Regions from separate parts of the Homo sapiens genome. Here region 2 is linked to region 1. Evidence: chromatin contacts called from ENCODE Hi-C data. All regions are on one chromosome and are shown on one strand. Each heading gives the region's core, a stretch centred on a gene start or an enhancer-like site at or near the end of the contact. The rest is flanking DNA. Distances are from core to core; before and after follow the strand shown. Region 1 has its middle 190 kb from the start of PDE8A. Region 2 has its middle 83 kb from the start of MIR7706.

Region 1 (7,574 bases), core at 3,357-5,856:
ATGTGTATTGGGGGAAATGGGGAGAGCATCTGAAGTTTTATCTGCCCCCTTTTTCTGGCCACTGCACCCCTTTTTTCCTGAATAGTTTTTTCTTCCCATTATGGACTGAATGTCTCTGACTCCTCCAAATTCACACTGAAGCCCTAATCCTCCGTGTTGCTGCATTTGGAGATAAGTCCTCTCAGGAAGTCATTAAGGTTAAATGAGGTCCTAAGTGTGGGGCCCTGATTCAGTAGGATTAGTGTCCTTATAAGATGAGACGCCAGAGAGTGCACGCACTCTCTCTCCATGTGCATACAAAGAAGTGGTCATGTGAGCACACAATATGGCAGCCACCTACGGGACAAGAGAAGAGGCCTCAGAATGAAACCTACCTTGCTGGCACTTTGGTCTAGGATTTCCCAGCCTCCAGAACTGTGAGAAATAAATGTTTGTGATTTAAGCCACCCAGTCTGTGGTATTTTGGCATGGCACCCTGAAGTGACTAATACATCTCCCCGCCCTACTTCAACCACATGACACTAGAGGGCTTGGCAGTTCTAGTGTCCCAGCTACCCAGCCAATCCAGACCAGACCAAGCAGAAACTTTCTTCTGGAAGTTTCTGAATAGGAACTAATGGAGAGGAGCCCCATCCTTTCTTGCGGGAAAAGCCAGGAAGATGGAAGCCTCATGCTGCCAACAGCCTGATTCCAACCTTGTGAAGAAAGTTGCTCTGAGAGCACAAAACTGATCTGCGGACTGAGGTGGAGACAGAGACAAGGGAAGGAGCCTGCAAATCTTGACAGTGCTGGTGACTCTGAGTCCAGGTATTCCTGAGGCCCAGCTGTTCCCTGCCCTGCCCGTGGCTAACTTACTGAGCAATGAACTTCCCTTCTTGCCTAAGCCAACTCGAGTGAATTTTCTGTCACTCACACCCAAAGAGCCCTGACTGCAATGGCAGGGCATGGCAGGGCTGGGCTGGCCGGGGCAGAGGACAGTGTGGGTGGAATCAGCTGTGACACGCACACAGGAAGTACAGTTATCACGTGGACTCCATGAGGTCTTCCTCTGGCCCCAGCTGGGAGCAGGGCTGGGTTCATATGCTCAGTAGGTCAGAGTGAGGGATTTGGTCAGAGGTGCCATGCTCAAGGCCATCTTTCTATGGGCCAGGCTCTTCAGCATCAAAGGCTTTGCCATCAGAGATAGTTTTAGTCACATCTTGGGTTCACTTGATAATTGCTGTTCTCCTAGTTTCAGAATCTTCCAATTAGCCTTCCCCACATGGATGATAGGAAGCAATAGGCATCCTTGCCAGAAGCCCAGACCAAGAAAAGGGTTCCTGCCAGCCTGCCCAGGGTTCCAGAGGGCAGGACCAAGGGGTGGTGGGAGGACCCCAGCCTGGGCAGCTGTGACATGTACACCACTCTTGATCCATCTCCAGGAACTTTTCACCCCTCAAGGGTGGGCCCCCAGTGGGGCACACATGAGAAAGACAATGCCCATGTTTCCCACTAGCTCCCCCATCAAAATTGGTCATTGCACCAAGCTCCCTCCTCCATTAAAACTAGACAGACCAAGAGTCACTTTCCTAATGGATGGGTCTTCTTGGTCCATCTCATGCTCCCAACAGAGCTCCCTCCTGGGATGGGAATGTGCTGTTCCGGGGCAACCATTTTGACCCAGCCTCCAGCCAAAGCCAGTTCCCCTGCCAAGCAGGACCTAGAGTTACACTGGAGGGTGACAGGCCTCATCTGGAAATTTCTTGCTGAAAATTATCAGTTTCTCACACAAGTACACCCTGACAGTTTAATTCAAATTAAACCCAGAAGGAGACTGCTGCTTCAGTCTCAACTGCTATGTAGAGCTTCTGTGTGCTGGAAATTGTGCAGTCAGACACTGCAGATTGACTCAGTAGATACAGCAAGTCCACACATAGGGCGCCAACCAAGGATGAGCACGTACACACACCCACGTGCACACACCCACGTGCACATGCACAGCAGAAAATCTAGAAACAAACTGTCTTAATTTCAAGTGTCATGGAAGTTTTGTGTCATTTCCCCAAAAAACACAAATTTTATTTTATGATTTAGTCTTGTTTTTATTTAGAATTACTTAAGGAAAAGGAGAGCTGAGTGTAGTGGCTCATACCTGTAATCCCAGCACTTTGGGAAGCTGAGGCAGGAGGATCACTTGAGCCCGGGAGTTTGAGACCAGGCTGGGCAACACGGTAAAACCCCGTTTTATCTATAAAAAATACAAAAATTAGCCAGATGTGGTAGTGTGTGCCTGTGGTCCCAGCTACCCAGGAAACTGAGGTGGGAGGATCACTTGAGCCTGGGAGGCAGAGGTTTCAGTGAACTGAGATCATGTCACTGCACTCCAGCCTGGGCGACAGAGTGAGATCCCATCTCAAAGAGAAAAAAAAAGAGAAAGAGAAAGGAAAAGAAAGAGGAGAGGAAAGGAGGGGAGGGAGAAGAGGAGAGGAATGGAGAGGAGAGTAGAGGAATGATATCTGCTATGGGAAAACTTAAGTGGATACATCTGAGAACTTTGAGCTTCCAGTTTCCACTGAATGCTCTGGTCTAAAAGAAGCAGCCCCCTTTCCTTGCTAAGAGAAGGGCAGCTGCCCCTTGCCTGGAGACTAGGCAAAGAGCCTCCAACAAGCCCTCACAGCAGGATGAGGCATGTCATAATTGCTGCCCCACATTGACACCAGACTATGGTCATTCCTCATCATGGCCCAAGGTCACAAGCACAACCTGCTCTGGGAAAATGATTTTTTTGCCAAAAATGTTGCAGGGGCTGCCTAGTGTGTACTGGCAGAATCTGGGAGAGGAGGTGGAGAAGTGAACATAAGGGTGTTGGACCAAGGGGAGACTAAAGGCTGTACACATGAGAATACACTGACCTGGGAGCACTCTCAGGATTTAATGGCTTGGCAAGGACACCGGAGGATCTAACACACTGCTGGAGTGGCTCCTTGAAATGTGGACGTAACAGTTGCTGCAGTGAATTAGGTGGAGATTATACAACTGCATTCCCAAAGCATCAAAGAAGCTGGAAAGTACAGGGAGGTAGGAATGTTGGGATGGTTCGTTATATGCCAGCAGATTCGGAATCCACCACTTGACCATGTGCCCTTGGAGGGCTCACAGGAACTCCCTTCTCTAGGCTAACAAGAAAGGCACTACGGAGAAAGGCACCTGAATCTTTCAGAGACTCAGTGGCACTATCCTTTGTAGGCCAAGATCGACAACAGGAGATGCTGCCATGAGACCAGGCTTTTGGTGTCAGTGGGAATGGTGGAAGGTGAGAACAGCAGATGCCAGGTGGTGGCACTTCACCATCAACAACAATGTGGATGTAATTAACTTAATTGGTAGGAAGGCCAGAGTGATAAGCAGGATCCCTTGACCTCCAGGGATCTGTTGTATTGGCTAAAAACTGCTGGCATTCCTGCATACCGCTGCACTCCAGCCTGGGCAACAGAGTGAGACCCTGTCTCAAAAACAAAACAAAACAAAAAAAGTGTTGTTAAAATGGCACCAATTGTATATGAAGTTCCTGAAATTCTGAGTTCCACTAATATTCTTTGTGTGATTTTTAAAAATCCATACTTAAAAGCAACACACCAATAGAGGCAAGCAAACCATGTTTTGCAAAAAACAACTATCAATGGTGATGGCACATGGATCTCCCCTTTCAGAACCCTGAGATTCTCAGTGCCGTTACCCTAATGTCTTTCTGCAGAGGAGGTAACTATCAGAATCACATGGAGAAGATCAGAGCCTGGAAGGAAACGAGATTTTTTAATTTCAACCTTCTTCATTTACACAGAGACAAAACTGAAATTCAGAGAGTTCTGGTTTCTCAAGGCACACCACTAGTCAATAAACACACAGAGCCAGAAGCTAGATCTAGCTCAGTGTTCTTTCAAAGCTTTAAAATTTCCTCTCTGCTAGTAAAGCTTACAGCCTGGCAAGAATATAATATATACACACAAATACAGTTATAATGGTGAAAACTTGGAAACAACTTAAATGTCCAACAATACAGGCATTAATTCTCTATAAAGTGAATATCAAGTAGCCATAGAAAAGACATTAAAGACCCAGAAGTGTTGCTAATTGAGCAAAAATACACCATTTCAGGTCAGATGCAGTGGCTCACACCTGTAATCCCAGCACTTGGAGGCTGAAGCGGGCAGATCACTTGAGTTCAGGAGTTTGAGACCAGCCTGGCCAACATACAAAACCACATAGTAAGGCACATGGATGTGCTTTGGTCAAGGAATAGGCCGAGGTGGATATCCAGGCCTGCATGACTCACGAGTTTGGCGTGCAAGCACACAGCTCCACTTGTAATATAACCTGTTTGTGTAAGTTCATTCCTGGCTTTATGCCACTATTGTCTGTAAAAGGTATAACTGCCCTGTTGATGCTGTCCATAAGAGACATGGCTCTTCGGGGCTTGGCTCAGTTTGGCTTAACATGGCTTGACATGACGAGCGCACTGGCACCCAGAGAGAACCAAAGCTGTCCATCTTGCAGGCAGATGGGAGGGAGCCAGGACACAGCTGGGCTTGCTCATGCCCAGAGAGAGAAGGAGTTAAGCCACTTACCCTGAAGGCAAGGGAGAGCTGGCTGCGTAGCTGTGTGTGGGGGCAGCTGGCTCAAGCAGCTGAGACAGGCGAACAGTGGAAGAGTAAGCTGCTAATAAGAGAGCTAGTGTAAGAAAGCTGTTAATGAGAGCTGCCGCTGAATAAAACTATCTTTCACCTGCCTATGGCCCCCTGATTGTTCTTTCTGCTCACCCACCCACTCCCCTCAGACTTCACCATGGGCTGGACCTGGACCCTGGGATCTGACACACATCTCTACTAAAAATACAAAAATTAGCCAGTATGGTGGCACATGTAATTCCAACTACTAGGATGGCTGAGGCACGATGATCACTTGAACCCAGGAGGCACAGGTTGCAGTGAGCCAAGGTCGCACCACTGCACTCTAGCCTGTGCAACAGAGTGTGACCCTGTCTCAAAAAAAAAAAAAGTGAAAGACCTTTTGTCCAGTATAAACTCTTTCAAAATATATACTCAAGCACAGAAAAGTCTAGAAATGTCTTCAATGGTAATTTCAGGAAAGAATTTTAAAGTGACTTTTTTTTGGTTATCTGCATTTTTTTTTCTTTTATTGTTTTGAGATAGGGTCTTGCTGTGCCACCCAGGCTGGAGTGCAGTGACGTGCAGCCTCGACCTCCCAGGCTTAATCGATCCTCCCACCTCCATCTCCTGAGTAGCTGGGACTATAGGTGCATGCCACCACACCTGGCTAATTTTTGTATTCTTGTATTTTTTGCAAAGATGGGGTTTTGCCATGTTGCCCAAGCTAGTCTCAAGCCATTTGCCCACCTCAGCCTCCCAGAGGGCTGGGATTACAAGTGTGAGCCATGTGTGCCAGGCCTACATTTCCTTTTCTATAATGACCATGACCATGCATTTCATGTACCAACATTTTTCTAACAATAATATTTACAAAGCATGCTATGAAAAATGTTCAGAGAAAAAGAATACAAAATTGTAAAAATCATATATAATTAGTTTTTTGTTTGTTTGTTTTTACGGCAAGAAAGAAAGTAGATTGTCCGGGAAGATGGTTTCTTCCACTTTGCATTTCTCTGGTGAACTCATTAGGAACTCTAAAAAGTTCCAGGAGTAGAATTACAGGGTCAAAGTACCCTGGCTATAACTTCTGATTCAGAGAATCCTAACAACTTACATTGTCACCAGCAAGGTCTTTGACTATATGAGCAACTCTCACCTTAAAGCATTTCTCATCTGACATTAGCTGCTCGGCTTTCTGCGGATACATTGACTCCAGGAGGCTTCTTGAGTTCTGTGTGTTCAGCTGGCCTCCGGTGGCCCCATTATTATTTTCTGCCAGGTAAAGTTCAGTCACCTACACACAGGTCTCATCACTCACGATATGCTGCAGCTAGAATCAAACAAAGGCAAACTGTCAGTGAACACAGAAAACATTTCTCCATTACACAGTCAACGTTCCTTTGACTGATCCAGTCACTCAACTCAAAAGAGGTTTTGGTTTTATTTGGCTGGCAATTTTAGAAAATTCATCGCACAAACAACTGTATCATTTTCTTGGAGAATAATCAAGCTAAGATTTTCTACCATATCAGTGGTTCATTGTAAAACTTTCATATCTATTTAAAATAAAAACCATAGAGAACTCAGGTTAATGTACTCTTTATTTAAAATTCTAAGGATCTTTAAATAATTTTCCATGGGTCATATTTTTATTGCATTTTAAAATCATTTACAATTTGCTTTCACACATATTCTCCCTCATTTGATCCTTACAACTTCCCTGGGAAGCAGGTTGGAGAGAGAGTTGGGACCTGTTAGGAGACAAATTTACACAATACATAAGAAAGCTCACTGAGAGCTGGGGTGAGGAGGGGAGCCTTGGAGAATCATGAAAGCAATATCTATGTCTTTATTCCCAGCCCAACTACAAAGCCTGAAACTCATTAGGTATTTAAGAAATAGCTGCTGAATTATTGCCTAGGGGTGCTGAGCTGAAGAAGCAGGGTTGGGACTAACAGTCAAGCTTCCTGACTCCTAGCCCAATACTTTTCCAAACACAGCACCAATTTTTCTGTATCTGATAGAAAGTACAGTGCTTAAGTTGTACATAATGTTAACTCACTTTCAATACAGGCCAATCATGATTGACTATCAGTAGCTTTTGTGACAATCTTAGGAAACTAATGACTAGAAAGTTGAACCTTTCTAGTTCAACCATTCCCATGTCATATGCTATTTCTATTTTGAAAAAAAAAATCCTTTCAAATGAAACTATCCATCAAAATGACAGAGAAGTGAAAAATAGATAAAAGAAGAAAGCAAAAAGTTAATTTCAATATCAATTTGTCTATTTTACTTTAAAATTATCATAACCACCTAGCCATTCTATTTTTAGGAAGCTACGTTCTTTTTGAAGTGTTAGGAACTATGATAATTATTTATTCTTAAGTTGAAGTCCTAAATGACCAGCATGTGTATTAGTAGATAACCGGACACAGAGCAAGGTCAGAAGGGTGACTGAGTGTGGCAGAAAGGACAGTATCTCCAGCAACTGCAGATGGATAACGACAATGAGTCTAGATAATGGATCTGATACAACCATTCAAATAATGCTTATGAGTACTTGATAACCTAGGGAAAAGCTTCAGATACAGTGTTGTAGAGAAAAAAAGGGCAAGGTGGAAAAAAATATGGAAAACATGACTTCAATCATGCATACAGATGCTTCAATCATGCATACAGATGCTTCAATCATGCATACAGATCCTTCCACTTTATACTTTCTTTTTTTTTTTTTTGAGACAGGGTCTCGCTTTATCACCCAGGCTGGAGGGCAGTGGCATCACAATCTTGGTTCACTGTAGCCTCGACTTCCTGGGCTCAAGCAAGCCTCCCACCTCAGCCTCCTAAGTAGCCAGGACTACAGGCATGTGCCACCACACCTAGCTAATTTTTTGTATTTTTAGTAGAGATGGGGTTTTGCCATGT
Region 2 (7,574 bases), core at 1,631-4,130, 120 kb after region 1:
CAGGAAGCTTCCAATCATGGCGGAAGGTGAAGGGAGACAGAGGCACTTCAAATGGCCGGAGCAGGAGGGAGACAGCGGGGAGGTGCTACATACCTTTAAACAACCAGATCTCGTGAGAATTCTGTCACGAATACAGCACCAAAGGAATGGTGCTAAACCATTTATGAAGGATCCACTCCCGTGATCCAGTCACCTTCCACCAGGCCCCACCTCCAACACTGGGGATTACAATTTGATACAAGACTTTTGCAGGGGGATAAATCCAAACTACATCAGTGGGTAACTATGGTAAACAGCCCAAATGCAAGGGGTATTCAAGTGAAGAAGACACCCACAGCCTGAAATGTACTCAGAAAGCTGCTGCAGCACTTATGGGCATATACCCCAAAGAATGGAAAGCGGGAATTCAAAGAGATACTTGTACACCTATGTTCATGGCGGACTTACTCACAATAGCCCACAGGGTGGAAGCAAACTGAGTGTCCACCAACAGAAGAATGGATAAACCAAACGTGGTACATGCATACAATGGAATATTATGCAGCTTAAGAAAGAAATCCTGGCACAGGCTACCACATGGAAGAATCTTCGAAACATGATGCTAAGTGAAATAAGCCAGTCAGAAAAGGACAAATACTGTGTGATTTCACTTACATGAAGCACCTACAGTAGTTGAATTCATAAGACAGAAAGTAGAAGATGGTTTCCAGAGGCCTGGGGAGGGGAATGGGGAACAAGATCCCATTCATGTAAGGGAGATAAAACACTAAACAAGACTATGCTCCCATAGGAACACCCATATTTCCTAGAAGATCTGGAAGCATACTCCTGACTGAGGTTGTCTTTGGGGAAAAGCTTGAAACCTGTAGTAAAAGGAATGTTTAGCATTACCTGAGTGTCTGGATTTTTTAATACCAAGAATGTATTTGGGCATTCATACAAGAATAACTTCAGTTTAAATGAGAAAAGTTGGCTAGGTGCAGTGGCTCACACCTGTAATCGCTGTGCTTTGGGAGGGTGAGACAGGAGGATTCCTTGCAACATAGCAAGACTTTGTCTCCACAAAAATAAAAAATAATTAGCCAGATGTGGTGGCACATGCCTGTAGTCCCAGCTACTTGGGAGGTTGAGGCAGGAGGATTGCTTCAGCCCAGCTTTTCAAGGCTGCAGTGAGCTATGATCTCACTACTGCACTCCAGCCTGGGCGACAGAGTGAGACCCTGTCTCAAAAAAAAAAAAAAAAAAAAAAAAAAAACAGAGAGAGAGAGAGAGAAAAGGATGGCACAATAGTTTCTTAGTCTTAACCACACGCGTTAACAAAAATAGTAGGGTCTATTTTATTTGACAACACCCACCAAAAGTTCAAGTTCTATTAGTTTTCATATACTTAAAAAAAATGTTTCCCTCGGAAACATCACCTTGACATATCTTGGGGGAAACATAGAACGTGGAGAATTGTTTCTGTTGCTCTCCCCCACCCCACTCCATGCCAACATTCTGCATCTCTGTGCTGAACATCAGGGAGCCACCGGCCTTGTCAGCCTTCACATTAGGCCTGCCCTCTCCCTGCTGCAGATCAGCAGCCTGTCTCGGCCTGTTGGAACTCTCCCTTAGTGTGTTGGAGACGTTGAGACATTGTGACAAAAGTATGGAACCAGGAGTCAAGGAAGCTTCAGTCCTGGCTCGGGCTACTTATTTTTTGTTCAAAGTTAGCTTTTCATTTAAATGTCTGTGTTTCTGTTTCCTTGTTTAAAAAATGTTATAATATATGGCTATCGTAAAGTTGTTGCAAAAACTCAAAGGAGAATACAGACATTTAAGATAGTCTGCATGGGCCGGCATGACGGCTCACGCCTGAAATCTCAGCACTTTGGGAGGCTGAGGTGGGAGGATTTCTCGAACCCAGGAGGAGGCTAGGCTACACTGAGCCATGTTCATGCCACTGCACCCCAGCCTGGAGCCTGGGTGACAAGGCAAGACTTTATCTCAAAAAAAAAAAAAGACTTTTTTTTTTTTAAGTTCTGGGATACATGTGCAGAACCTGCATGTTTGTTACATAAGTATCCATGTGCGGCCGGGCGCGGTGGCTCACGCCTGTAATCCCAGCACTTTGGGAGGCCGAGGCGGGTGGATCACGAGGTCAGGAGATCGAGACCATCCTGGCTAACACGGTGAAACCTCGTCTCTACTAAAAATACAAAAAGAAATTAGCCGGGCGTGGTGGCGGGCACCTGTAGTCCCAGCTACTCGGAAGGCTGAGGCAGGAGAATGGCGTGAACCCGGGAGGCGGAGCTTGCAGTGAGCCGAGTTTGCGCCACTGCACTCCAGAGCCTGGGAGACAGAGCGAGACTCTGTATCAGAAAAAAAAAAAAAAAAAAAAAAAGTATCCTTGTGCTATGGTGGTTTGCTGCACCTATCAACCTGTCATCTTGGTTTTAATTCCCGTATACATTAGGTATTTGTCCTAATGCTCTCCCTCCTCTTGCCCCCTACCCCCCAACAGGCCCGTGTGTGATGTTTTCCTCCCTGTGTCCATGTGTTCTCATTGTTCAACTCCCGCTTATGAGTGAGAACACACAGTGTCTGGTTTTCTGTTCCTGTCTTAGTTTGCTGAGGATGATGGTTTCCAGCTTCATCCACGTCCCTGCAAAGGACATGAACTCATTCTTATAAAAAAGACATTTAGTCTTTGGGAAATAAATACTGAAGATTAGCTTCAAATGGACAGTGGTTTGGATGTGATTCTTGCATCTCTGACTAAATCGTAAACTTATCCAAGTCATTGTCCACTGTGGCTCCCACAAAGCTTTCAGGCCTGTCTTCCTTGGTGATCTTGCTTTGATGTGCTATGAAAGACTGTCCCAGCAGATGGCAGAAGAGAACTGAGTCAGGAAAAACCAGCCTGGGTATTTCAGTGTGCACTGTGCACTGGGTAAAGCTTCTGCACCTTAATGTCCCTGCCGCGGTAGCGCTACACGTCGACTTCACAATCGCTGCTGAACTTCCCTAATAAAGGTGGGTCAGCAAAGGCGTGAGGGTTACCACTCTATCCAAACACCATGTCACTGAGACTCACTTAGGAAGAACATTCATTTCCTGAGTACTTCCGTAGTACTGGAAACGGGGATGAATACAAAATAGTCCCTGTCCCCACAGAATTCATAGTCCAGCTGAGATCAAATAAGGACAGAACAATTTGCATTTTGCCGGGCTGTCCTCTAATGACAATAATTTCCTGAATGTTTTCAGGTTGCCTGTTTTAGCCATATGTTCTTCTCTGGCCGCTTCTCTCCAGCCCCAGCCTCAAGTCCAACTCATGATCTCTGGCCTAGGATACAGCAACAACCTCCTAAGGGAGCTGCCTCTGCTCTTATCCACCTCCAGTTTATTCTCACCGCATAGACAAGATAATGTTTTAAAAATGCAAATGCGATTACACTGTATACCACCTACTCAAAAGATCTAATGGCTTTGTATTGACCTCATAATAATACCCCTGCCCTTAATCTTACTTAAAAGGCTTTTTGTGATCCGATCCCTGTTTTTCTTCTCCTAACTTATCTCACCCTCTCCTCCTGCAATCAACTCAAGAGGCTGACTTTCAGTTTCCCAAATGATTTTTATCCCCTACCAGATTTGCCCAAATTGCTTTTCTCTCTACCTAGAATGCCTTAAAACTAAAACTCACTCCCTCCCATCTACCCATCCTCCTTAACTTGGCTAACTAGTATTTATTCTTCTGCTCTCAGGTTAGATATCCTTTCTTTTGGGAAACTATCCCTGACAGTATAAGGCTGGGCTGAATAATCCTCCTGAGTACTCCAGAGCACCCTCTGCTTCCATTCCCCTCGCATTTACCGTATTTCTTCGTAATGAGTTTGCGTATCTTCCCCTGTCTACTGTAAATTCCTGGCACATGAGGACTTCCTCTCGCACAACAATGTATCCCCATTTCTTGACACAGTTCTTGGTACAGAGCCGCACTCGATCAAAACTTATCAAGTAAATGAATAAATCAATCATAAAACACAATTGATACCATCCAAGAAGTCATAAAATTCTTGGGGCACAAGGTCTTAGGAGAGTAGATCTTTCTGTGTGTATCAGCCATATCCCTTTTTTTTTTTTTTTTTTTGAGATGGATTCTCTCTCTGTCACCCAGGCTGGACTGCAGTGGCACTATCTCGGCTCACTGCATCCTCCACCTCCCGGGTTCAAGCGATTCTCCTGCCTCAACCTCCTGAGTAGCTGGGACTACAGCCACCCCCCACCACACCCAGCTAATTTTTCAATTTTTAGTAGAGATGGGGTTTCGCCATGTTGGCCAGGTTGGTCTTGAACTCCTGACCTCATGATCTGCCCACCTTGGCCTTCCAATGTGCTGGGATTACAGGTGTGAGCCACCATGCCTGGCCAGCCATATCCCTTTTCATCAAGATGTTGTCAACCATACGCTCTCAAATCAAGTTGTGACCAGGTGCGGTGGCTCACGCCTGTAACCTCAGCACTTTGGAAGGCCAAGGCAGGAGGATTGCTTGGGCTCAGGAGTTCAAGACCAGCCTGGGCAGCATAGGGAGATCCCATCTCTACAAAAATCATTTAAAAATACTAGCTGGGCGTGATAGCATGCACCTGTGGTCCCAGCTACTCAGGCGGCTGAGGGGGGAGAATCATCTGACCCCAGGAGGTCAAGGCTACAGTGAGCCATGATTGCACCACTGCCCTCCAACCTGAATGACAGAGCAAGACCCTGTCTCAAAATAACCAAACAGAACAAAGACAAGTCGTTGTTGTTTTATGCAAACAGGCTTTGAACTTGGAGCAAGTCACCTAGTCAATCTTCTTATCCACAGCAAAGGAGTTCTGAAACAAACAAACAAACAAACAAAAGCAATTTTTACCTTTCACAGTGTTTCTTGTGTCATCCCAGATGGTTAAAATGAAAAGGCTTTAATGAAGGGACTATTCACAGAGTTTCTGGACTGGATAAGGTAACAAACAAGGTATGGTAGGACACCTAGAGACTAGCAATGGTGAGAAGCTATTACTACCCTCCCCGCTTCCAGGGCCTATTGAGACAAGGGAAGGAAACACTTATCAGAGCCCAGTGAGTAAGAGTTGTACCTAGGATGCAGCTACAGTTAGATATAGCATGCCAAAGCAGGAAGAGAGCTGGAAAGAGCTACCCTGACCTCTGCTGAATCCCACCCTCCCATCTTCCCACAGAGCCTCCCACTGGCTGAACCCCAAAAGCCAGCTAGGAAGAAAGCCTGGACAGTGCAGTCCACTGGATTCAGTGGAGCAGGGAAGAGCATGAAACTGGGAGGGACCCTAGGCCCACAAATAACCAGCATCACACATTACGCATTGTCTTCCTGCTATGACAGATGAGGACTCAGCTCCCTTACCTGCAACCCCCCACTCAATATAGTTCTGGCACTATTTTTAGTAGCTGTATTTTAATAAGCACCTCAGCCAGCACCTGTGAAAGCAGGACTGCATCCTCTCTATGTCCTTAGAAAAATGTAATTAAGAAATAGAAAATACAGAGATTTAATTATCAAATAATTTAAATGCACAGAAAAATCCAGAAATAAATATAACAGACACCCATTTGTGGTCAACCCAGATGTAACACATTAACTTTTAGTTATGTGTTGTTTCAGAATTGTTATTTTCTGTTTTTTAAGGAAAAAATTGCAGATACAGTTAAGATCACTCTCATAGGCCGGGTGCAGTGGCTCATTCCTATAATCCCAGCAGTTAGGGAGGCCGAGGCAGGCAGATCACTTGAGGCTGGGAGCTCAAGACCAGCCTGGCCAACATGGTGAAACCCTGTCTTCACTTAAAAAAAAAAATACAAAAATTAATCAGGAGTGGTGGCACACACCTGTAATTCCAGTTACTTGGGAGCCTGAGGCACAAGAATCACTTGAACCTGGGAGGTGGAGGTTGCAGTGAGCTAAGATTGTGCCACTGCACTCCAGCCGGGGCGACGGTGTGAGACCCTGTCTCAAAAAAAAAAAATTTACTCTCATCTCTTTCTCCCATTCCTGCCCTCTCTCATCTCCAGAAATAAACACTATCATTAAGTTGGTGTGTATTATTGCATCTATAATTTTGCTACATATATTTGTATCTATAAACAATATACAACGTTGTTTTATGTCATTTTTTAAATTTACAAACGGGTCCCTTACTATGATATCTTTTTGGATCTTATTTTATAAACGCAGTACAATGTGTCTGAGACTTGTTTGTGTTGATACATATAGATCTGATTAGTTTGTTTTGACTTCTATATGGTTTTATATTTTATACATACTTATATTCCCTGCGATTGGCAATATAGTGAAATATATTTTCACTATTTATTTTGTGTATTTCTACTTTTATGCTTTTCGTTTCCTTGCCCTTTTTTGGAAAAGGGAGGGTATCTTGTTTTCTTTATTCCCTCTCTTTTCCCCTAACCATTTAAGAAGTTATAGATTTTTTTTTTCTTATCTTAAATTTTAGAATGGGCTTGGTGGCTCATGCCTATAAACCCAGCACTTTGGGAGGCTGAGGTGGCCAGATGGTTTGAGCCCAGGAGTTCGAGACCAGTGTGAGCAACATGACAAAACACCATCTCTACAAAAAAAAAAAAAAAAACAAACCACAAAAATTAGCTAGGTGTGATGGTGCACACCTGTAGTCCCAGCTACTCAGGAGGCTGAGGCAGGAGGATCTCTTAAGCCTTACAGGCTGCAGTGAGCCAAAATCTCACCACTGCACTCCAGCCTGGGCAACAGATTAAGACCCTATCTCTAAATAAATAAATAAATAAATAATAACACAAATTTAAAAATAAAAATAATCTTAACATTTTAACATGCATGAATTACAAAGAAAATATTAGGATATTAAAATGTTATAGTTCTGCAGCTGGGCACGGTAGCTCATGACTGTAGTACTATCGCTTTGGGAGGCTGAGGCAGGTGGATCATTTGAGGTCAGGAGTTCACGACCAGCCTGACTAACACGGTGAAACCCCGTCTCTACTAAAAACACAAAAAATCAGCGGGGCATGGTGGCCAGCGCCTGTAATCACAGCTACTCGGGAGGCTGAGGCAGGAGAATCGCTTGAACCTGGGAGGCAGAGGTTGCAGTGAGCCTAGATTGCACCACTACACTCCAGCCTGGGCAACAAGAGCAACACTCTATCTCAAAAAAAAAAAAAATTATTTCTGAACCACTTGAGGATATGGTATGCATACTGTGCTCTTTACCCCTAAATACTTCAGTGTGCATTTCTTAAGAGTACAGACACTCTCTTGTATAACCCTCAGCTCAGTTATCAACTTTAATAAATTTAACAATGATACATTTTTATTAATCTTCCATTCTTCTCCTGGTTTCATCAGCTGGCCTGGTAATGTCCTTTATTACATTCTTCCCCCATCTCCCCACCTCAAGTACACAACCCAGTCTCTTCTCAGGCATTGCATTTAGTTGTTATATATTTTAAGCCTTCCTGAATCTGGACTATTTATGTAGCTTTTGCCTTTTATTACATGGACAGTTTTATTATACTC

Evidence for each region. Hi-C counts contacts between places; a loop is a spot of excess contacts on that map. Pooled maps may share reads with other maps.
Region 2: a loop to region 1 is called in a map of K562, with 2.5 times the contacts of the local background. The contact joins two enhancer-like sites. A Hi-C loop is called at or near these places in 6 of 168 maps with a recorded cell type or tissue (GM12878, HUES64, K562 and 3 more), 1 of 37 single-sample maps with no recorded cell type and 4 of 50 pooled maps.

Annotation. Positions count from the first base shown.
Region 1 is chr15:85,172,830-85,180,403 of GRCh38, forward strand. No RefSeq gene overlaps it. Among named protein-coding and RNA genes, the nearest start is that of PDE8A, 190 kb to the left of the region's middle. Within about 2 kb of position 4,607, at least 6 of the 41 ENCODE cell types and tissues checked have a DNase peak (open chromatin) inside an H3K27ac peak, as active enhancers do.
Region 2 is chr15:85,293,876-85,301,449 of GRCh38, forward strand. No RefSeq gene overlaps it. Among named protein-coding and RNA genes, the nearest start is that of MIR7706, 83 kb to the right of the region's middle. Within about 2 kb of position 2,881, at least 3 of the 41 ENCODE cell types and tissues checked have a DNase peak (open chromatin) inside an H3K27ac peak, as active enhancers do.